Linked DNA regions of Homo sapiens: regions 2 and 3 are each linked to region 1. Evidence: chromatin loops called from intact Hi-C (ENCODE). Cell type or tissue: ascending aorta. All regions are shown on one strand.

The links. Hi-C counts contacts between places; a loop is a spot of excess contacts. Peaks named below come from ENCODE experiments on the same cell type or tissue, not always from the same donor. Only the 100,000 strongest peaks of a DNase experiment are listed, where the experiment ranks them.
Region 2: it touches region 1 in a loop (4-fold over the local background); 6 of 110 quality-filtered maps call a loop at or near these places.
Region 3: it touches region 1 in a loop (7-fold over the local background); 6 of 110 quality-filtered maps call a loop at or near these places.

The regions. Positions count from the first base shown.
Region 1 is chr7:98,612,933-98,620,932 of GRCh38, forward strand. NPTX2 (neuronal pentraxin 2) reads left to right here and starts at 4,353. Exons shown (of 5, transcript NM_002523.3): 1 at 4,353-4,955; 2 at 6,711-6,927. The coding sequence starts at 4,530. RefSeq lists an enhancer at 5,181-5,807. In ascending aorta, a CTCF peak has its summit at 4,662; DNase peaks (open chromatin) are centred at 3,652, 4,289 and 4,696; H3K4me3 peaks cover 3,807 bases; H3K27ac peaks cover 1,338 bases.
Region 2 is chr7:98,428,844-98,436,843 of GRCh38, forward strand. No RefSeq gene overlaps it. Among named protein-coding and RNA genes, the nearest start is that of BAIAP2L1, 32 kb to the left of the region's middle. In ascending aorta, a CTCF peak has its summit at 4,630 (motif pointing right); a DNase peak (open chromatin) is centred at 4,648.
Region 3 is chr7:98,823,166-98,831,165 of GRCh38, forward strand. No RefSeq gene overlaps it. Among named protein-coding and RNA genes, the nearest start is that of TMEM130, 43 kb to the right of the region's middle. RefSeq lists an enhancer at 2,977-3,552. In ascending aorta, a CTCF peak has its summit at 3,873; a DNase peak (open chromatin) is centred at 3,766; H3K4me3 peaks cover 356 bases; H3K27ac peaks cover 3,398 bases.

The sequences.
Region 1 (8,000 bases):
ACTGAAGCAAGAACATTTTGCTTTATCTGAGGGGCTTATATCTATTTGGGTCCCGTAGCAACACAAATTCAGAATCACTGAGATGTTAAATATTACAAATTTTTTAGTTGGGTCCAGGCACATAGTCTGGTGATATATCCCAAGTGTAGGTGTGAAACAGTTCACTTTGACTGAATCCTCTGATTAAAGCTCAATAATACCATGCTTTATCTTTTTTTTAAAAAAAAAAAAACCCACAAAGTAGTATATCTTTATCTTGCTGAGACACCAGTATATTTTCCTGAAGTTTTCATCCCTTGTCTTTCCTCTTGGGAGGCTGGCCTGTTCTTTCTTAAGTATTCTTGCCTTATTTAACTCTAAAGAATATTGCAGAAAGGGAAGAATTTTTTTCAACTTTGTTTTTAAAGGGACTTACATAATACAGGTCTAAATTCAGTGGAGAAAAGGGGAAGAAAAGGACAATTATCATCTATTGTGCACTGGCTATATGCCAAACATGTTCACTTACATTATCTCACTCAAGCCTAACAATATTTTGTAGTAAATTTAGCTTTGATTTTAGAGATGAGAAAACTGAGGCTGGGAGAGGTTAAATCATTCTCTCAAGGTAAAGTGGCAAGTCATAAAACTGGGACTGAAACTAAAGCTGTCTGACTCCAAAGCTCAAGCTCTTTCCACACTACCATGCAGTTCAATCTAGTGGGGAAAAAAATCCACTCTTGAAAGCGTCTTAGCATTTTAAGCATAAATGTGTGTTAGTAGGGATCCTCTGGAGCTTCCAAATTCTATTTTATCTGCACTGAACTTTACACACACACACACACACACACACACACACACGTCTATTTCCCCCTTCCAATTGAAATTCAGCACCGAGGACAGTTCCCGAATCATGTTTGCAGGAAGCTGTCCTTGGATTCTGTTAGAGCTCACACTCTCATTCTTGACTTCCCAAGTGGCACTGAGAAAGAGAGAAGGAAATGTAAGAAAGTATGAGATGGGATCCTCTCACACCATGGTGGAAATTAGCACATTTCCCAGAAGACCAAGATAAAAATGCATGTGAGAAGAACAAGAGAACCAAACAGATGGGGCAATAAAATGGAGGCGGAATGAGCTCATCAGGATTCCCAGCACACGGTTTAAGTCCATACTGGGCTCACAGCTGACCTGGGACCAGCCGACATAGTGAATGAGTGGGTGGTTACTATGCTGCAGCATCAGTTACACTAAGAGATTAGGTGGAGCTGATTCACTGCTGCAGATCTGCACGACTTTTCAAGTGGAGGAAAATCTGTGGGCCCTGGTCTCTGCCACTCACATAACCATCCTCATGGGTAGCATGAGTCATACATGCAGGATCTTTCAGGTAGACAAAGTTGTTGTGCTGTGAGTAAACCCAGTATGAGCTTTCGTGTTGTCGAAAGCAGGTTTTAACCACAACTACGGCGTCTCCGTGTATGAAGGTTTACCTGCTGTACTACAAAACGACCCTGCCTTTCCACATTCACCTTTGGCTACAGGTGGTTAATAACACACACAGAAAAAACAAGTTTCTGAAACGTTCCTCACACCAACAGTGATTCCTTCTTTTTCAAACTATCATGCTCTTGAGTACAGCCAAAGCACCTTTAGACAGTTGCGTCTAATCCCCTTATCTTTTTAAAATTATTATTATTATTTTGAGATGGAGTCACGCTCTGTCACCAGGCTGGAGTGCAGTGGCATGATCTTGGCTCACTGCAACCTCTGCCTCCTGGGTTCAAGCGATTCTCCTGCCTCAGCCTCCCAAGTAGCTGGGACTACAGGCGGGCGCCACCACACCCAGCTAAATTTTGTATTTTTAGTAGAGACGGGGTTTCACCATGTTGGCCAGGATGGTCTCGATCTCTTGACCTTGTGATCTGCCTGCCTCGGGCTCCCAAAGTGCTGGGATTACAGGTGTGAACCACCGTGCCCAACCCCCGCCCCTCCCTTATCTTATATGCAAGAAAACTGAAGTCCAGAGGAGAAATGACTTGCCCCAAACCACTTAGCTAGTGACAGAGTTAGAATTAGCACTAGATCCCTCATTCCTAAGCCAGCAGGCTTTTCATTGCACCAGGAAGATAAAATAAAACTGTAAATAGCATGTACTCTGTTAACTAAGCCTCTAATTATACTGCCTCCAAAGAAAATAACATTTCAAATGTCTGGGTCTTTCCATTTGAGCTTTGGCAATTTCACTGATCACTTCTCATACTGGAATCTCTTTTAAGACGTTTAGGAGTAATTATATTGGGATATATGCTATTTTTACTCTTGTACACTGCTTTCTTTGTTCAGGAGGAAATTAGAATTCTGGAAAGATACTTGATTTTGTTTAATTATTAAAGGAACAAGCTTCTACTTCAAGTAGTTGCAAATATGAATGTATCAGTCTGTGTGTCAAGAAAGGATATATGGAACAATACAGGAACGATAATACTCTATTGTCACATCCAATTAAGGGCCACCTAGGTCTACAAGTAAAGAGGAACATCAAAGCTATGAGTGAAAATGGAAAAGTCACATCGTTATCTGAATAATTTTGAAAACGTCTGGATTTGGTGCCTTATGAATCATCTGAAATGTAACAAGGCATAAAGTGCTTTGCAACCCTGTTGCCTTCATTATTGTAATTTGTGCATATGTAGGTTTATTTGAACTTTTTCGAGTTTTCATCCAGCTGAAAAAGGATGTAGGAAGAATGAGTCCAGTCAAGGTCATACTTAACAAGGTGAAACTGACACCTCCTGGGGATGCAGGCTAACAGAAACATGAGCCCATTACTCACCCCAAATCTCCCATCCATACCTTTTTCTGCTAATGAATATTCTTACCTGAACCATCATTACTTCCATTGTCCTCTGCTTTGGATACCTTGCAGACCAGGTTCCTGTCTCTCATTTTTATCCACGAAGAGATTTTCAAGAATAGAACTTTTCTTATAATTTAGCAATAATGTCCTTGAAAACCCCACAACTATTTACATAATAGAAGCTATTGTTTGAAGTGCAAAGCAGGTCAGAATTTGGTTTCTAGAGATTAATCACTGCAGTCTAGTTTATATTATCATAATAATTTCATTTATTTTGGTACAATTTGCTTTCAGAATCAACCTCGGCTTCTGCGCACAAGTGACAAATCCATTTGTTTGTGGTATAATGGATAACGTGATTAATGACCTTGCAACAGGATTTCTTAAAAACATAGAGAGGAAAAGAAATAAAGATTTCCATTTATAAATGTGCAGTAAACCAGCTCAGTCTGTAGCTGTGCACCAAAATCCCTCTGAACTTGTTTTAAGCCACAGATTTGGAGAGATTCTGAAACAAATTTGCTCCTGACTTTTGGGGGTTTCTGCTCATATCTGCTGTCTCCAAGAAGCTGAGGGCAGTGGCCTCACTTCGAGGAAGTGGTGACACTGCGGGCCCTCCTGGTTACAAGGACCGGGCACTGTTGGACCACGTGGCTCCATCATGATGACTCCAGTTAGATGTCACCCCGCCCCTGAGCTCAGGTCTTGCTGAATAAGGTCACCGCCCAGGGGGCAGTCGATGAACACGCGCGCGAGGGCTCTGCGAGTGGCCTCGTGACTTTGTCCCTAACTCCGGGTGTCCCCTCCTTCCCATCAGCGTCCGGCGCCTGGTCCTGGTCCCGGTCCCCGAGGCCCCCGGGATTCTTCCCGAGCGTTTTCCGAGTTGGCGCGGGGGGTGGAGGCGGGGCCATGGAGCGCGTCCCGGGGACCGTTGCATCCGGAGGCGGCCGTCGTGCGGCTCCTTCCCGCCTCGAGAGTGAGGTGGCCGGGCCTTGACGAGAAGGCCCACGCCTGCCGCGGGGGTGGCTCGCGATGGCAGTCGGGGTTCGAGTCCCGCCTGGGGGGCTGCTCCTGCTGGAGAAAACGCCTCCCTGAGGGCGGCGGCAAACGCGCAGCGAGGCCCCGTGCCGCGCCAGAAGCCACCCTGAGAAAGGGGCACCGGGACACCGAGGGGTTCCCACTTTCTCCTCAGCCTGTGACGCCCGCGTCCTCGGGTGGGTTCGAGGGGCGCCTGGGCACGGCCAGCCGAGGCTCTCGAGAGCCCCAGTGTCGTTTTCCACCTCAGGCCTCCTTTCCTGAGGCAGAGCCCGGGACCTCGCGCTCTCGCCTCAGGCTCCGGCCCACGCTCCCGCCCGGCCGCCAGGCGCGCAACGGAAAGCGCCCCCGCCCCGCCCCGCTCCGCCCACTGCGTGACGCGCACCCGGCCGAGCCAATCAGAGCTCGTGGCGCGCGCCCCACACGCCGGCCCCCTCCGCCCCTCAGCTTAAGAAAGGGCGCGCGGACCCGGCAGGCCAGAGTGCCGAGCAGCGCGGTGGGTGCGGCTGTGAGACGGCAGGAGACTTCTGCCCCGCGGTGCACGCGACCCTCGAGACGACAGCGCGGCTACTGCCAGCAGCGAAGGCGCCTCCCGCGGAGCGCCCCGACGGCGCCCGCTCGCCCATGCCGAGCTGAGCGCGGCAGCGGCGGCGGGATGCTGGCGCTGCTGGCCGCCAGCGTGGCGCTCGCCGTGGCCGCTGGGGCCCAGGACAGCCCGGCGCCCGGTAGCCGCTTCGTGTGCACGGCACTGCCCCCAGAGGCGGTGCACGCCGGCTGCCCGCTGCCCGCGATGCCCATGCAGGGCGGCGCGCAGAGTCCCGAGGAGGAGCTGAGGGCCGCGGTGCTGCAGCTGCGCGAGACCGTCGTGCAGCAGAAGGAGACGCTGGGCGCGCAGCGCGAGGCCATCCGCGAGCTCACGGGCAAGCTAGCGCGCTGCGAGGGGCTGGCGGGCGGCAAGGCGCGCGGCGCGGGGGCCACGGGCAAGGACACTATGGGCGACCTGCCGCGGGACCCCGGCCACGTCGTGGAGCAGCTCAGCCGCTCGCTGCAGACCCTCAAGGACCGCCTGGAGAGCCTCGAGGTAGCGGCCCGCGGGGAGCGCGGGGGACCTGGAATGGGGACGCTCCCGAGTCGGGGGCGGAAGACTCGGGAGGATGGGGAAAGGGGGCCTGGCCCTGGGGAGGGTGTGATCGTCCGTGGGGGTGAGCTGGACTTGAGGGTGAAAGGCGGGGATCTAGATCCTGCTCGGGAACTCCCCTGCGTGGTATCCCTTCCCACACCGCTGCTCTTGCTGGAAGGAAACGTTTAAATTCCACCCCCGCGCGTCGGGACTGCCAGCGGGATCCGCCGAGCACTTCCCGAGGTCCGGGCTAGCGAACCCAGACGGCCAAGCCGCGGGCGCCAAATACCCGGGGACGCGGTAGCCTCTATCCTCTTGCAAATCTCCAAATCTCCGCGAGCCGGGATGCGCTCCCGCAGGCCGTGCGGGTTGCTGCGAGGCTGCCGCGGGAGGTCAGCTGCCCCGGGCATGTGGTGTTTCTTTCTTTAAATCAGGTCAGGCTGAGCTAGAGGGGGCGGAAGTCTGGGGGCGGAGGTCGCAGGGAGGCGAGCGCAGGGGGTCACCGGCGACCCCAGAGCGCGCATTAGAGGGGCAACCTCTGGTTAACTTCAAAGACTCCCGTGTCTGCAAGTTGGACCATTTTAAGGTGCTCTTCCGGATTGCTTCAGGGGAAGGGACCTCATTCCCTTCTCTCTCTCTCTCTCCCCCCCTCCCCCCCTCCCCCTCCGTCCCCCCCCCCCGCCCCCCGCTCCCGCCTCCGTCTCATCTCTATCTCTGAAAATGCGTGCAGTTTGGAACTTTGAGAGAAAAATCTTCAATTATTTTTCATCTTTAGGCTCCACCCTTTTTAAGAAGTGTGGACACTGCTGTTAATAGCCTTTGTGAAAATACTTCTCAGCAAAACTAGGTTTAAATTACAGGTGGTAATTATTGCAAAAATGACTCTAGGGTTTCTTTTGGCGTGAGGGCTGAATACAGTATTTCCAGCATCTGTATATCCCCTGATTCATTGTGATTGCTAACAGCTAACATTTCTGGAGCACTAAATATGAGTCAGGCACATCATTTAATTTTTTAATCCTTGGAACAATGAATGGCATGAGGCAGGTCCCATTATGTGCATTTCACAATTTGGAACACTTTGTGGAGAAAGGTAAATAGCTTGCCATGAACTCATGGGTAGGCAGCCTGCCACAGCCTCCAGAACCACATGATGGTAGGGGAGAAAGAGAAATAGGAAGTGAGGATTTAGAAACAGCATTAAAAACAAAGATTGCTGGAGTTCAGAATAGCAACGTTTTAGATCTGTCATTTTCCAGAAACATCTCTGCATGCATAGTTATTTACCTTGGTGCCAGACCGGAACTTGGGGGCTGTTTTCATTTCTAGGTGAAAGCTCCTTGGCTTTGTGTAACCATCGATTTACTCTTAAAAAAGAAAAAAAATCCTGGAGCTGAGTTTTGGTCTCTACCCAACATAGAATTCTAGGCGTTGGTTAGAATATTGACTTTTTAGTAAGAGGAGAAAAACGGCTTTTTGAGAAGGGAAAATTAGATTCACAAGTTTCAAATATTGCAGCAAAGTAATTCTTATCTGACTTTGAAATCTTTTCCATACCAAAAAAGCATCAGTGAGATGCTCCCCTGCCTGCCAGTGGCAAGATTCAGGGCTTGCGTTTTGGAAGCTTCTCCCTGTGTGGTCGGGCCATCACAGCCACATTTCACAATTTCTTTTTAACTCTTTCTGTGCCCCTCCCTCCTCCCCGGTGGCTGAAAGCACCAGCTCAGAGCAAACGTGTCCAATGCTGGGCTGCCCGGCGACTTCCGCGAGGTGCTCCAGCAGCGGCTGGGGGAGCTGGAGAGGCAGCTTCTGCGCAAGGTGGCAGAGCTGGAGGACGAGAAGTCCCTGCTGCACAATGAGACCTCGGCTCACCGGCAGAAGACCGAGAGCACCCTGAACGCGCTGCTGCAGAGGGTCACCGAGCTGGAGCGAGGTGTGTGCCTGGCCTGTTTCTCTGTCTGGCAGTGGCCTGATTTTCACCACTTGTGGTCAGACATGCGATTCTGGTTGATGGACAGCAGGGATTGTGACACCACATGGGCCTGGTTCCCGAGTGTGTGAGCAAATAATAAAGGCGACTGAACAAGGTCATCTCAGGAATGAGCTGCCAGCCCCACTGGCATTATCCAGGGAAAAGTGAAAGTGTCCAGGACCAGCTTCGATAAGCAACCACACGGGCGTTTCAGTCCTTTGTTAACTAGTCCTGGCAGCGGATTCTGTGTATCTTTCTCTTCTCTGCTCACACTGTGGTGAGTAAGTTTCTCCCACAGGAGACAGAGTGGGAGGGATCAGGGGATAATTCAGATTGCGTCATCAACCCCCAAACCACTGGGTGGCTTGGGTTTGAAGTTGTAGGTTTGCCCGTAGTGGGTGTTTATAAGACTGGAATTTTCCCAGATGCACTAAGCTGATGAAGCCACTTCCCCATGACTCCGTTTCATGCATTGATAGGAGGATGCCCAATAGCAGAACATCCAATGACTTTGGCCGAGGTGGGGCAGATGGAGAAGGGGCTGGTGTTACTGTTCCATTTTACAGCCAGCATCCACAAGCCACAGGTCTCTTTCATCCCTTTCCTAGTCTCTTCCTACAGAAAAACCTATCCTTTCTTCCTGGCCCTTCTCAGAAAAAGGTGAGTATGGCTTACCTGTTAGATCTGTTAGATTCTTGAGTTTCCAAAAAATCTTCCTTTCTGTCTCCCCTCTGTTGCTGGGTGGCCTCAGGAGCCATCCCTGAAGGTAAAGCAGCCGTTGCTGTGGCCCTCCTCCCATGACAGGAGGAGGGAACGTCTAGGCACAGGTGAGCGTGGCTCCGTGGACCCAGCCTGAGCCACAGTGGATCCTCGGGACACCCAGGGCTATGGAGTTGGCACACTAAAGGTAGTTTGCCTCTCGAAAGGGGAACTGTGGAACGAGAGGAGGGCTCCATGAGAGACCTTGGTGGCTGTAAACCTCCCTCTGCACAGTGGCCAAGTTGCCATGAGGAGGTGGGTAAATAGCAGAATAG
Region 2 (8,000 bases), 180 kb before region 1:
CAGGCTCCTGTTTTTATAAGTCCATCAATATTGGTCTTTCCAATCAATTTCTTTTTTAAACTTAAATTTATTTAGAGGGGAAACAGTTTAAATAATGTATAGTGTGTGTGAATTCATGGGTTCGCTATTTTCCTAAGGTACACTAAAATCAATTCAGAAGTATTTAAAAAAATAGGATGGGGCCGGGCATGGTGGCTCACGCCTGTAATCCCAGCATTTTGGGAGGCCGAGGTGGGAGGACCACCAGAGGTCAGGAGTTCGAGATCAGCCTGGCCAACATGGTGAAACCCCATCTCTACTAAAAATACAAAAACTAGCTGAGCAAGGTGGTGGGTGCCTGTAATCTCAGCTACTTGGGAGGCCGAGGCAGGAGAATCACTTGAACCTGGGAGGCGGAGATTGCAGTGAGCCGAGATCACATCTCTGCACTCTAGCCTGGGCAACAGAGCCAGACTCCATCTCAAAAAAAAAAAAAAAAAGGTATAGTATGTTGCCCTAAAACTATCTCTTTCACCCCATGTTGCCTATGGAGCAGTGGTGGGGGGCTCTGTCCTGGGGGATAGTTCTGCACTGGGCTGCTCCCAGCCCTTGGAAGTAGATTAACTAGGCTGAATGGAGGAGGAGCCCCAGCCACAGTGAGATACGCATGTCAATGAGTCAGCAGAGAGAAGAGGAAGACTCCCCCCAGTTAAAGAGAAAATGAGGCTGGCGGGGCGCGGTGGGTCACGCCTGTAATCCCAGCACTTTGGGAGGCTAAGGCAGGCGGATCACCTGAGGTCATGTGTTTGAGACCAGCCTGGACAACATGGTGAAACCCTGTCTCTACTAAAAATACAAAAATTAGCCGGGCGTGGTGGTGGGTGCCTGTAATTGTAGCTACGCGGGAGGCTGAGGCAGGAGAATCGCTTGAACCTAGGAGGTGGAGGTTGCAGTGAGCCGAGATCATGCCATTGCACTCCAGCCTGGCCAACAAGAGCAAAACTCGTCTCAAAAAATAAATAAATAAATAAAAATTAAAAAAATAAAGAGACAATGAAGCGAGGTGGGAATACTTTTGCTGAAACACACGCAAGGAAGTCTTGATGAATGGTTGCCGAGCAGGGATGTTAAGAAAGATCTTCAGGAAGCGTGGGGTCAGGACTCATCACAGTCACGTGGTCACCATTAGAGACTAGCTCACCCCAACTCTTTCTTGTTGTGATGTAGAAATGACAGGTTGGTTTGGCCAGGCACGTGGCTCACGCCTTTAATCCCAGGACTTTGGGAGGCCGAGGCGGGCGGATCACAAGGTCAGGAGATCGAGATCATCCTGGCTAACACGGTGAAACACTGTCTCTACTAAAAACACAAAAAATTAGCCGGGTGTGGTGGTGGGCACCTGTAGTCCCAGCTACTCGGGAGGCTGAGGCAGGAGAATGGCGTGAACCTGGGAGGCGGAGCTTGCAATGAGCTGAGATCGTGCCACTGCACTCCAGCCTAGGGACAGAGAGAGACTCTGTCTCAAAAAAAAGAAAAAAAAAAGAAATGACAGGTTGGTTTCCAACAGTCTTTCCAATGGAAATCCAACAGTAATTGCAATTGGCTTTTATTTTATTATTATTATTTATTATTATTTTTTGAGACAGAGTCTTGCTCTGTCTCCCAAGCTGGAATGTAGAGGCACGATCTCGGCTCACTGCAACCTCTGCCTCCCAAATTTAAGTGATTCTCCCGCCTCAGCCTCCCGAGTAGCTGGAATTACAGGTGCCCGCCACCACGCCCAGCTAATTTTACATAACTGGCTTTTAGAACAGTGGTTCTCAGCTGCAAACCCTGAATCTGTAGATTCATCATCACCTGGGAGCTGATTAGAAATGCAAATTCGTTTTTATTTTTTGAGACAGAGTCTTGCTCTGTTGCCCAGGCTGGAGTGTAGTAGTGCAATCTCAGCCCACTGCAAACTCCACCCGCTGGGCTCAAGTGATCCTCCTACCTCAGCTTCCCAAGTAGCTGGGACTCCAGGCGCGCACTACCACGCCCAGCTAATTTTTGTATTTTTTTTGTAGAGACGGGGTCTCGCCATGTTGCCCAGGCTGGTCTTGAACTTCTGGGTTCAAGCGATCCTCCCACCTCGGCCTCCCAAAGTGCTGGGATTACAGGTGTGAGCCACTGTGCCTGACCAAAAATGCAGATTCTTGAGCCCTATCCCAGAGGTATGGACCTCCAGAGAATATAATGGGTGCTAACGTTGAGAACTACTCTTCTAGAAGAAACCCTGTTGTTGCACAGTAAACAGAGGGTGAACAGCAAGGAGACCTGAGATCTAGTCACAGATCTGTAGCCAATTAGCTGTGACCGCAGACCAGAGCCAAATTGCTGTCACCTGGAACCTGGGAACAGGCTTGGGTCTGAGCAAAAGTTCCCAGCCTAGAATCACCTGGGTACCTTTTTCTTTTCTTTTTCTTTCTTTTTTGAGACAGGGTCTCACTTTGTTACCCAGGCTAGAGTACAGTGGTACAATCTCAGCTCACCACAACCTCTGCCTCCCGGGTTCAGGTGATTCTCCCACCTCAATCTCCCAAGTAGCTGGGACTGCAGGCACACGCCACTATACCTGGCTAATTTTTGTATTTTTAGTTGAGTCGGGGTTTTGCCATGTTGGCCAGGTTGGTCTTGAACTCCTGACCTCAAGTGATCTGTCTGCCTCAGCCTCCCAAAGTGCTGGGATTACAGGTGTGAGCCACTGCACCTGGCCTCTGGGTAGCTTTTTGAATTCTGATGCTGCTACACCAGAGTCCATACTTTATGATTCAATTTATGTTAAGTTGTAGAACAGGCTGAAACTAATTTATAACAGGAATAATCAGATCGGTGGTTGCCTGATTGGCAGGTGGGAGTGGATCGACTGAGAAGGTATACAGGGGAAGTTGTGGGATGATGGTGATGTCCTGTCTTGATGGAAATATGGGTTATATGGGTGCATGCATTTGTTAGAATTTATTGAGTGGTATACATAAGATTTGTACATTTTACTATATTCATTACAAATTTTATTTTTGTAGAGACAGGGGTTTCACTGTGTTGCCCATGATGGTCTTGAACTCCTGAACTCAAGTGATCCTCCTGCCTTGGCCTCCCAAAGTGCTGGGATTACATGAGCCACCATGCCTAGCCTAGAATATTTGATTCTTTTCTTTTATGCTATGTTATTATTTAAAGCCATGATTTAGATGATGCTCTGTCTCTGGTCTGGATTGCAAGTTTATTCATTGGAAAAATATGATCCATATTGCAACATGATCTTCAGGAACACATCGAAGCAAAAAGGAAGAGACTTATGTGCTTTCTGTCTTTTTTTCTGAGACAGTCTCGCTCTGAGTGTAGTGGTGCCATCTCGGCTCACTGCAATCTCTGCCTCCCGGGTTCAAGTGATTCTCCCACCTCAGCCTCCTGAGTAGCTGGGATTACAGGTGTGTACCACCATGCCCAGCTAATTTTTGTATTTTTAGTAGAAACAGGGTTTCACCATATTGCTCGGGCTGATCTCGAATTCCTGAACTCAAGTGATCCACCCGCCTTGGCCTCCCAAAGTGCTGGGATTACAGGAGTGAGCCACCGTGCCTGACCTATATGCATATTTTATATCTAAAGAAAAAAGGACTATAAATAAATATGAGAGTCTTGTTATAATATGTGTGCTGAAGTGTTTAGGGGTGAAATGTGCTACTGCCACAATTCATTTTGAAATGCCTCAAAATTGAATGGTTTGAGGGATGGATGGTTGAATAGATTATATGATAAACTGAGCATAATGAAATGTTAATTGTAGAATTCAGGGGTGGGTATATGGATGTTCACTGCAAAATTCTTTCAACTTTTCATTAAGTTTGAACATTTCCTAAAAATTTTTAATTCTTTTTTTTTTTTTTTTGAGACAGAGTCTCGCTCTGTCGCCCAGGCTGGAGTGCAGTGGCGTGATCTCTGCTCACTGCAAGCTCTGGTTCCCAGGTTCATACCATTCTCATGCCTCATAATTCATTTATTTTTTAGAGACAGGGTCTCTCTCTGTCTCCCAGGCTGGAGTGCAGCGATGTGATCCTAGTTCACTGCAGCCTTGAACTCCTGGGATCAAGGGAAGCTCCCTTCTCAGCCTCCCAGGAAGCTGGGACTACAGGTGCGCTCCACCACATTTGGCTAATTACCCAGGCTGGTCTCAAACTCTTGTCCTCAAGCGATCCTCCCACCTCGGCCTCCCAAAGTGTTAGGATTACAGGTGTAAGCCCCACACCTCAAAAGTTTTTATAAGAAAACACTGAAGGGAAATTCTGAAGCTGAGACTCTACACTTACATCTGTTAATGAGATCTTTCCTCAATTAAATATTCTACAATTGGGGGTTGGTACATTTCTCTGTCAAAGGCAACAGTTTTTAAGCCATTCATGTACACATGTTCCTGGGAAAAGTGACACTGTGGGAGATTGTTGGTTTTTTTTTTACCCCTGAAAATTAACTTATTGGGGAATAGGTTCATGATCTCTCCACAGGTTCCAATAATGAGGGGAGACCTGGGTTCTGCACCTGGCCTTGTTGTCGTGGTTACTGTTGCTTTCAGGAGATGGCACCAGGTGTGTCTCGACTTGTACTTGCTTTAGCCAAATATGGCCACCAGGAGGAGCAGTCACCCCACAGTTGCCTGGAGCACCCACACTCTTCAAACTCACGGCTTGAAATGTCACCTGTGGCCGTCTGAGGTCATCCATCGTTATTTTCTTTCTTTCTTTCTTTCTTTCTTTCTTTCTTTCTTTCTTTCTTTCTTTCTTTCTTTCTTTCTTTCTTTCTTTCCTTCTTTCTTTCTTTCATTCTTTCTTTCTCTTTCTTTCTTTCTTTCCTTTCTTTCTCTTTTCTTTCTCTTTCCCTCCCTCCCTCCCTCCCTCCCTCCTTCCTTTCTTCTTTTCTTCCACTCTCTCTTTCTTTCTTCCCTCCCCTCCCCTCCCCTCCCTTTCCCTTCCCTTCCTGACAGAGTTTCGCTCTTGTTGCCCAGGCTGGAGTGCAGTGGCCGGATCTCAGCTCACTGCAACCTCCACCTCCCAGGTTCAAGCGATTTTCCTGCCTCAGCCTCCCAAGTAGCTGGAATTACAGGCACCTGGCACCATGCCTGGCTAATTTTTGTATTTTTAGTAGAGACGGGGTTTCCCCATGTTGGCCAGGCTGGTCTCAAACTCTTGACCTCAGGTGATCCACCAGCCTCGGCCTCCCAAAGTGCTGGGATTACAGGCGTGAGCCAACATGCCCGGCCATCCACGGCTATTTTCATCATGCCTGGCTTTCCCCTTGTTGGTTCAGTCACCCTCAAAGGACAGAGCCTCTGTGCCATGGGCCCTCCCCCGAGATCTGTGCATTGCCTAATGTGACTGGACCCTCCTCCTCACCCCCCATCCTGCCCCAGCTCCTCTGATGACATCATCGGCTCTGGAGCCGCCACTCAGTCTCGTGCAGGAGGGTCCGCTCCCTCTGACCACGCTGGTCCCTCAGGACCCCACTTCCCCCGGCACTGTCTGGTGCAGGGACTCTTTCTCCTTTTATACCCCATGTACCACAGAAGCTAAGGTAGGGTCCATATCCTCCATGCTTCCTGTGGTCACATCCAAGATATTTCTCTTCCAAAGGCAGCAGAGTCACCTGCTGACCCTCTCGGTGACTGCTGTCTGCTGGTCTTCCGCTTGTACCTCCTCATCCATTGAGGACCTGGTCTCCTGGTTGACCGTGTTCTCCATTCTTTTTGCCGTCTTGTGCCCGAGGGCGTTCATCACCCATGTGGACAGGCCAGGCTACTCCCAGTCTCTCTGGGCACCAGGACAGCTGCAGCTCCAGTGAGCTTTTCCAATGTGCCTCTCAGCTACCCCTCCCCGCGGTCACACCTGGGACCCTTCATCACCCGGAAAGGAGACTTCAGACAGCTCCCGGCTGACCTCTCCTTTCTCGTTCCAGAACTCTCTGCTTGGCCTCAACGCCTCACTGCCACTCTCTATATGGTCATTGCCTTCCTTAATCGTGGTTCATAATTAAAATCAACTCCTGCAGGGCGAGGTGGTTCACACCTGTAATTGCAGCACTTTGGGAGGCCGAGGCAGGTGGATCACTTGAGGTCAGGAGTTCGAGACCAGCCTGGCCAACATGGCAAAACCCCATCTCTACTGAAAATATAAAAATTAGCCAGGTGTGGTGGCGGACGCCTGTAATCCCAGCTACTCGGGAATCTGAGGAGGGAGACTCGCTTGAATTTGGGAGGTTGGAGGTTGCAGTGAGCCGAGATCACACCACTGCACTCCAACCTGGGCCACAGAGGAAGACTCTGTCTCAAAACAAACAAACAAACAAAAAAAAAACTCCTTTGTATTTCTCCTGACATTGTTCCCCTCAGCAAGGGTGACACAAATGGGCCGGATCTCTTGCATCTGCACCTGGACAGTCAAGCATCACTTTATTTATTCGTCTATTTATTCATTTACTTATTTATTTATTTATTTTAGAGACAGAGTCTCACTCTGTTGCCCAGGCTGGAGTTCAGTGGTGTGAGCAGAGCTCATTGCAGCCTCCACCTCTTGGGCTCAAGCGATCCTCCCACCTCAGCCTCCCTGTGAGCTGGGATCACAGACATGCACCACACTGCGCCCAGCTAATTTTCTAATTTTCTGTAGAGATGAGGTCTTGCCATGTTGTCCAGGCTGCTCTTGAACTCCTGGCCTCAAACAATCCTCCTTACCTCAACGCCCCCAAAGTGCTGGGATTACAGGTGTGAGCCACAATATCTGGCTGCACTTTCACTTTTTTTTTTGAGACAGAGTTTCGCTCTTGTCACCCAGGCTGGAGTGCAGTGGTACGATCTTGGCTCACTGCAATGAATACATAGATGAATAAATAAAGTGAAAGTTTAGCTGAGTGTGTGCTTTCCCAGTGGGGCTTGGCTGTCCAGATGCAGATGCAATAGATCCAGCTCGTTCATGTCACTCTTGCTGGGGGGAACCATTTAAGGGTTCAAGCCATTCTCCTGCCTCAGCCTCCTGAGTAGCTGTGATTACAGGTGCCCGCCACCACGCCTGGCTAATTTTTATATTTTAAGTAGAGATGGGGTTTCACCATGTTGGCCAGGCTGGTCTCGAACTACTGACCCCAGGTGATCCACCCACTTCGGCCTCTCATAGTGCTGGGATTACAGGCGTGAGCCACCGTGCTCGGCCTGGCTGGGCTTTCACTTTAATTTCACAGACTTCAAATGGGCTGCCCGGCAACCCCTCTACATTCCCCCAGGAAGTTTGCAACAGCGATTTCATACTTCCTGTCTCTCTCCTCAAACTTCCTGTGCTTCCTCCCCTCCCTCCCTTCTGCTCAGCTGAAGCTTACATCTCTAATGTTATTAGAAGCCATCAGAGTGAATGCTCTTATCTTCCCACCACCCACCGGCTGTGTCTGTTCCTTCCACTGTCACTGTGTAATAATTGCCCTTCTGGGGCTGGATATGGTGGCTCATGCCTGTAATCCCAGCACTTTGGGAGGCTGAGGCGGGAGGACTGCTTGAGGCCAAGAGCTCAAGACCAGCCTGGGCAACATAGTGAGACTCCATCTCTACAAAAAAGTTTAAAAATTAGCAAGGGGCCAGGTGCCGTGGCTCATGACTGTAATCCCAGGACTTTGGACAGCCGAGGTGGGAGGATTACCTGAGGTCAGGAGTTCAAGACCAGCCTGGCCAATACCATGAGACCCCATCTCTACAAAAATACAAAAATTAGCAGGGTGCGGTGGCTTGCACCTGTAATTCCAGCTACTTGGGAGGCTGAGGCAGGAGGATCACTTGAACCTTAGAGGTGGTCCTTTGTGGTCTGCACCAAAGAGCTTCCCCAGAAGAGTGATCTACTGGTAAACCCGTACCCGCTTCTCACTCCAAAAATGGCGACTTGTAGCATTCTGCTGACTTTTTTTTTTTTTTTTTTTGAGATAGTCTCCCTCTGTCGCCCAGGCTAGAG
Region 3 (8,000 bases), 210 kb after region 1:
ATCGCTTGAACCCGGGAGGCAGAGATTGCAGTGAACCGAGATTGCACCACTGCACTCCTGCCTGTGCGACGGAATGAGGCTCCGTTAAAAAAAAAAAGAGTGCATTGAGTGCCTGCTGTATGGCAGGCCCTGGACTGGAACCTTTCCTAGATGCTCTTTTGCATAATCCCCCTCCTGACAATACTAGAAGGAAGGTGCTCACATGCCCATTTTGCAGATGTGGACACTGAGGTGCTGAGAGGTTTTAGTATCTTGTTTGAGGTCCCTTGACTTGTGTGTAGTAAAGAATTAACCTTATCCTAGGCCAGGTGCAGTGGCTTACGCCTGGAATCCCAGCATTTTGGGAGGCCAAGGTGGGAGGATTACTTGAGGCCAGGAGTTTGAGACCAGCCTAGGCAACATAGCAAGATATCATCACTACAAAAAAAATTTAAAAATCAGTCAGACATGGTGGTGGACCTGTAGTCCCAGCTACCCAGGAGGCTGAGGCAGGAGGATTGCTTGAGCCCAGGAGTTGGAGGCTGCAGTGAGCTCTGATCACACCACTGTACTCCAGCCTGGGTGACAGAGTGAGACTCCATCTCAAAAAATAAACAATTAATTTAAAAATAAAAATAAAAGATGGCCAGGCACGGTGGCTCACGCCTGTAATCCCAGCACTTTGGGAGGCCGAGGCAGGTGGATCACTTGAGGCCAGGAGTTCGAGACCAACCTGGTCAACAGGGTGAAACCCTGTCTGTACTAAAAATACAAAGATTAGCCGGGCGTGGTCACGGGTGCCTGTAATCCCAGCTACTCAGGAGACTGAGGTGGGAGGATTGCTTAAGCCTGGGAGGTGGAGGCTGCAGTGAGCCAAGATTGCACCACTGCACTCCAACCTGGGTGACAGAGCGAGACTCTGTGTCAAAAATTAATTAATTAATTAAAATAAAAAATAAAAATAAAAAAAGAATTAACTTTATCCAAAGAGTGGTATGGCTTTTACCACCAGCTCCCGGGAGGTGAGCTCTAAGCCCTTAGAACATCCTGTCTGGTAAGAATGTCTTCGTTTACCTGGGGGCCTGGGGCTATGCAATCTAACAACGTACATGACTTATGGTGGAGGCTTTGGGCTACACAGCATCAGCTTGACCTCCAGAGGGGATGGGGATTGTCAGCCACATCAGGCATCAGCCATGTCTATATGACCAAGCCCCAGTAAAAACTGGACACCAAGGCTCAGGTGAGCTGCCCTGGTTAGCAATACTCCATGCACGTCGTCACGCATCATTGTTGGGAATGCTAGCCATGACTCCAAAGGACGGGACAACTGGAAACTCCATGTGCTGAATCCTCCTGGACTCTGCCCCCTGCATCCTTTCCCTGCGCTGATTTTTTTTTTTTTTTTTTTTGAGACAGAGTCTCACTCTGTCGCCCAGGCTGGAGAGCAATGGCGTGATCTCGGCTCACTGCAAGCTCCACCTCCCGGGTTCATGCCTTTCTCCTGCCTCAGCCTCCCGAGTAGCTGGGACTACAGGTGCCCGCCACCATGCCCGGCTAATTTTGTTTTTTTGTATTTTTAGTAGAGACGGGGTTTCACCATGTTAGCCTGGATGGTCTCGATCTCCTGACCTGGTGATCCACCCGCCTCGGCCTCCCAGAATGCTGGGATCACAGGCGTGAGCCACCGTGCCTGGCCTATTTTTAAATTTATTTTATTTTATTTTATTTTTTGAGATGGAGACTCGCTTTGATGTCCAGGCTGGAGTGCAATCTTGGTGTAATCTCGGCTCACTGCAACCTCCGCCTCCCAGGTTCCAGAGATTCTCCTGCCTCAGCCTCCCGAGTAGCTGGGACTACAAGCATGTGCCACCACCATGCCTGGCTGTCTCTTCTAGCTTCTAGTGACTGCTGGCAAATCCTTGTGTTCTTTGGCTTGTTGACCCATTGCTCCAATCCCTGTCTGTCTTGTCATATGGCTTTGTTCTCTGTGCATGTCAGTGTTCTAAGCTCTTCTTCTAAGGACACCTGTCATTGGTCTTAGAGTCTTCCCTAAATCCAAGATAATTTCACCTTGAGATTCTTAACTAATTATACCTGCACAGACCGTTGTATAGTTTGGATGTTTGTCACCTCCAAATCTCATGTTGAAACATGATTCCCCATGTTGAAGGTGGGGCCTGGTGGGAGGTGTTTGGGTCGTGGGAGTGGGTTCCTCATGAATGGCTTGGTGCCCACCCTATGGTCATGAGTGAATTCTTGCTCTATTAATTACTGTGAGATCTGATTGGTAAAAAGAGCCTGGCACCTCCTCCTCACTCTCTTGTTCCCTCTCTCGCCATGTGACCTGGCTGCTCCCACTTTGCCTTCTGCCATGATTGGAGGCTTCCTGAGGTTCTTACAAGAAGCAGACACCAGTGCTGTGCTTGCACAACCCACAGAGCCGTGAGCCAAATAAACCTCTTTTCTTCATAAATGACCCAACCTCAAGTATTCCCATATAGCAAAACAAAATGGACTAATACAGGCCAGGCGTGGTGGCTCATGCCTGTAATCCCAGCACTTTGGGAGGCCGAGGTGGGTGGATCACGAGGTCAGGAGTTCAAGACCAGCCTGGCCAAGATGGTGAACTCCTGTCTCTACTAAAAATACAAAAAACTAGCCGGGTGTGGTGGGGGTGCCTGTAGTCCCAGCTACTTGGGAGGCTGAGGCAGGGAATCCCTTGAACCCAGGAGGCAGGGCTTGCAGTGAGCCGAGTTGGCGCCATCGCACTCCAGCCTGGGTGACAGAGCAAGATTCCATCTCAAAAAAAAAAAAAAAAAAAAAAAAAAAAGTAGGGGGAAGAATGGATTAATACAACCCTGTTTCCAAATAGTTACATTCTGAGATCTGGGTGGACATAAACTTTTGAGAAGGACATTATTTAATTCACTATATAGGTGATTCCCCAAATAAAATCTCTCTTGACTTCTGATTCCAAAGGACCTGAACTAACACAACCCAGTGGGCCAGGTTCCATCCTAGGCACTGGAGCTACAAAGGTGGAGCACCCAGTCATGGCCCCTGCCCCCACAGGACAGAAGACATGGGAGTCAGGCAGGTGCTAAGGGCCAGATCTGGGAGGGAGGGAAGGAGAGAGGGAGGGAGGGAGGTGTGCTCCCCTCCACACAGCTTCCCTGCCTCCCCGCGAGGGGCTCTGGTCCCACCGCTCTTTGGAGCCAGGCCCTGGCTTCAGGGTGTACGTGCTCAGGAGGCTGCCGTGTTGATGAAAATACCACGGAGACGTCTGCAGGGTTCTTCCTCTTGCTGCTTCTCCTGTGCCCGAAATAAATGAAAAAGAGATGTTCCTGGCAGGGTCTGCGGAGAAGCTTCGTGGCAGGAATGAAAATTGGCCGCAGCATCCAAGAAATCCTCGAACGGCAAAGGGATTTCTAGGACAACACACCTCTAGGAACAGAGGATGTCGGTGGTGAGAGCTGGAGGCGGAGGCAGGCCTGCCGCCCCAGGTGTCTGCGTGTCTGCGGTCGCACCGTGGTGTGCACACCTACACAGGTGTGCGTACCTGCTGGCCGTGTGCAAGCACGGGGGCGAGTTTGGGGAACCCAGCTGAAATCACAGCACAGACTTTCTCCCACCATTGGCCCATCTGCCAGCCTCTTCCTCACCCTCAAGCCTGCCGGCCATCTGGGGTCACCTTGTCCTGCCACATTTCAACAACACTGGGCTTGGTGCCCGTCGGCTCTCCGGGGATTCTCAGCAGGCTGACACGGCTCCAGGCCCATCTGGCACTCAGTTCTGGCTCTCGCTGAATTCTCCATCTGCCCTGCTACAGGGAGTGCCCTGTGCCAGCCGTCCTTCTCGGCCAGACGTCACATCCACAGAGCTTCAGGGACTCAACGCTGCCTGTAGGCGGCTTTTTCCGGGCTCCAGCACAGCCCTGGACACCTTTAAACTGAAACAAGGCCACCTGGCCCTGGACGTCCCTCAGCCAATCCTGCCTCTGAGAGCTGTCCCTGACCCCTTCTCCTACCCCCTCAGGACCTGGTCTTAACACTCCACTTTTCATCAGAATGGCCCATCAGGGGGTTGCTAACCCCCTCCCCCACTCCCCACCCCCATCTCTAACGTAATCTTCCCCATCAGCAAGGACTATGCCCCCTTCCAGCCCTGCTCCAGGTGGCCCTCAACTTCCTCCCCTAAGACACTGGATCCCTCCATCCTCCCAGAAACAACCCAGAGGGCCTGGCATAATGGCTCATGCCTATAATCCCAGTGCTTTGGGAGGCCAAGGCAGAAGGATCATTTGAGGCCAAGAGTTCAAGACCAGCCTGGGCAACATAGTGAGACCCTCCCCCACCCATCTCTACAAAAAAGAAAAATAAATGTACCCAGACATCGTTGCATGCACCTGTAGTCCTAGCTACTTGGGAGGCTAAGGCAGGAGGATCCCTTGAGGCTGGGAGGTCAAGGCTGCAGTGAGGTACTGTCTCTAAAAAAATAAAAACGCACAACCTGGAGAGACCTGCTGGCATTTGCCTGTGTGCAAGCCCTGATCTTGAGCCGCAGTGGTGGAAATCCAGGAATCGATGAGCTGGGCATGCTGATCTGAAACTTCTGGTTTTACGGAGGGGAAACTGAGGTCAGAAAGACAATCAGCTTGCCTAAGCCATGTGGTGATCCTGGGGAACAGGAGCTCAGGTCTCCTGAGGTCTTCATTCCAGCCCATGAGTACAGTCCCTCTCAGGCACAAAGCACAGGGGCCCTTAACACCCCAGAATGCTCCGCAGACAGCTCTCTGTTACAGCTGGCGTTACAGACAGGGCCTGTTACCTCCCCTGCCTCCCTCTCCTCCTCTCCAGGTGTACCAGACCTTCGTGAGCAGACCTTAGCACCTTTTTTCTTTTAGAGACAGGGTCTTACTCTGTAGCCCAGGCTGCAGTGCACTGGTGCGATCATAGCTCACTACAGCCTGGAACTCCTGGACTCAAGTGATCCTCCCGCCTCAGCCTCCTTAGTAGGTGGGACTACAGGTGCATGCCACTATGCCCGGCTTTTTTTTTTTTTTTTTTAGACGGAGTCTCACTCTGTTGCCAGGCTGGAGTGCAGTGGCACGACGCTTTCGGCAACCTCTGCCTCCTGCGTTCAAGCGGTTCTCCTGCCTCAGCCTCCTGAGTAGCTGGGACTACAGGCATGCGCCACCATGCCCAGCTAATTTTTGTATTTTTAGTAGAGACCGGGTTTCACCATGTTGGCCAGGATGGTCTCTATCTCTTGACCTCGTGATCCACCCACCTCGGCCTCCCAAAGTGCTGGGACTACAGGTGTGAGCCACCGAGCCCGTCCTCGGCTTATTTTTAAACTTTTTGTAGACATGGGGTCTGACTATGTTGCCCAGTCTGGTCTCAAATTCCTTGCTTGAAGCGATCCTCCTATCTCAGCCTCCGAAAGTGCTGGGATGACAGGCATAAGCCACCATGCATGGCCAGACCCTAGCACCTTTCTGTCTGTCCTCTTCACTCCAGCCCTCTAAGTACCTGATATCCCCATCTTCTCCCCACTGAGGGAGGACATCTTTGCTAAAACTGGTACAGACCATTACAGGCTGAATGTTTGTGTCCAGACATTCAGTAAGTTGAATTCATATGTTGAAGCCTGACCCCTAGTGTGGCTGTATTCGGAGATGAGATCTATAAGGAGGTAATTCAGGTAAATGAGGTCATGAGTGTGGGGTCCTGATCTGATAGGATTGGTGTCCTTATAAAAGGAAGAGGATGCCAGTGCGCCTCTGCACACAGGCACCAAGGAAAGTCGTGTGAGGACATAGCGAGAAGCGGCCCTTGAGCTTGGGAAGTTGAGGCTGCAGTAAGCTATGATTGTGCCTCTGCACTCCAGCCTGGGTGACAGAGCAAGACCCTGTCTCCTAAAAGAAGGGAGAAAGGGGAGGGGAGGAGAGGGAAGGGGAGGGGAGGTGGAAGTGGGGAAGGGAAAGAAAAATCAACCCTAGAAGGGCTGGGCTCAGTGGCTCATGCCTGTAATCCCAGCTCTTTTTCGGGGGCCAAGGTGGATGGATCACTTGAGGTCAGGAGTTCAAGACCAGCCTGGCCAACACGGCAAAACCCCATTTCTACTAAAAATACAAAAAGGCTGGCGTGGTGGCACGTGCCTGTAATCCCAGCTACTCGGGAGGCTAAGGCAGGAGAATCACTTGAACCCAGGAGGCAGAGGTTGCAGTGAGCCAAGATGGTGCCACTGAACTCCAGCCTGGGCAACAAGAGCAAGACTCTGTCTCAAAAAAAAAAAAAAAAGAAATCAGTCTTAGCAGAACCTTGATCTTGGATGTCCAGCCTCCAGAACTGTGAGAAGATAAGTGTCTGCCTTTTTTTTTTTTTTTTTTTGATATGGAGTCTATTTCTATCACCCAGGCTGGAGTGCAGTGGTGCAATCGCAGCTCACTGCAACCTCCGCCTCCCAGGTTCAAGCAATTCTCCTGCCTCAGCCTCCCGCGTAGCTGGGATTGCAGGCGCCCACCACCACACCCAGCTGATTTTTGTGTTTTTAGTAGAGATGAGCTTTCACTGTGTTGGCCAGGCTGGTCTCAAACTTCTGAACTTGTGATCCACCCGCCTTGGCCTCCCAAAATGCCGGGGATTACAAGCGTGAGCCACCACACCCGGCCAAGTGTTTGCTTTTTAAGCTGCCCAGTCTATGGTATTTTGTTACGGCAGTTCCTGCACACTAAGACAAGGATTGAAACATTTACAGATTCAATGATATCAAGTCTGGGAGATGCTGCAAAACTCACAGGTGGGGAAGTGTGCAGGGTTAGCAAGAAACAGGATTGACCACAAGCTGAAAATTGGCAGGGCAAGTTGGCTCACCCCTGTAATCCCAACACTTTGGGAGGCTGAGTCGGGCGGATCACTTGCGGTCAGGAGTGTGAGACTAGCCTAGCCAACATGGTGAAACCCCATCTCTACTAAAAATACAAAAATCAGCCGAGCATGGTGGTGCACACCTGTAATCCCAGCTACTTGGGAGGGTGAGGCAGGAGAATCGCTTGAACCCGGGAGGCGGAGGTTGCAGTGAGCCGAGATCGCGCCATTGCACTCCAGCCTGGGTGACAGAGCAAGACTCCATCTCAAAAAACAAACAAAAAACAAAAACATGCTGAAAATTGCTGGTGAGTGATAAGGTCACATGGGAGGAGGCCTCTATTTTCCCTCCACGTTTGTGTGTTTGAAATGTTCTCTACTAGAAGGTTTGTAAAAATAGTATAGTGGAATGGGTCATGAAATAGCTTTGGTGGGGTCAGAACCAGCATCTTCTTAAATGAGATAGAATAAAATAGAACCATCTAAGTCCGGTGTGGTGACTCATGCCTGTAATCCCAGAACTTTGGAAGGCCAAGGCAGGAGGATCGTTTGAGGCCAGAAGTTCGAGACCTGCCTGGGCAACATAGCAAGACCCCCCCCACCCACCCCCCACATCTCTATAGACAATTTTAAAGATTAGTCGATCATGGTGGCGTGCACCTGTAGTCCCAGCTACTCAGGAGGCTGAGGTGGGAGGATGGCTTAAGCCCAGCAGGTTGGGGCTGCAGTGAGCTATGATCACAGCACTGCACTCCAGCCTGGGCCACATAGTGAGATCCCATCTATAATTTTTTTTTTTTAAAAAAGAACAGTCTAGAATAGAACACACCAGGATTCTTTCCATGTGATAATGTAAGCAATACTTTATAAACTTTTTTCAGGCGTGGGTGGGGAGGTAATGTGCTGAATGTAAAACGTACTTCTTACTGTATGATCCAAACAGCTGGAAAATCACTTCTTGTAGTTGGTTTGACCGTGGCCTCTGGAGCCAGGTTGCCTAGCTCTGGTTCTGTCAATTATTGGGTGTGTGACCTTGAACAAGTTACTAAACCTCTCTGTGCCTCAGCTCCTTCACCTTTAAAATGCCGTGAATAATCCTACCCTCATTACAGGATTGATATGGGGATGAAATAAGCTAATGGACATCAA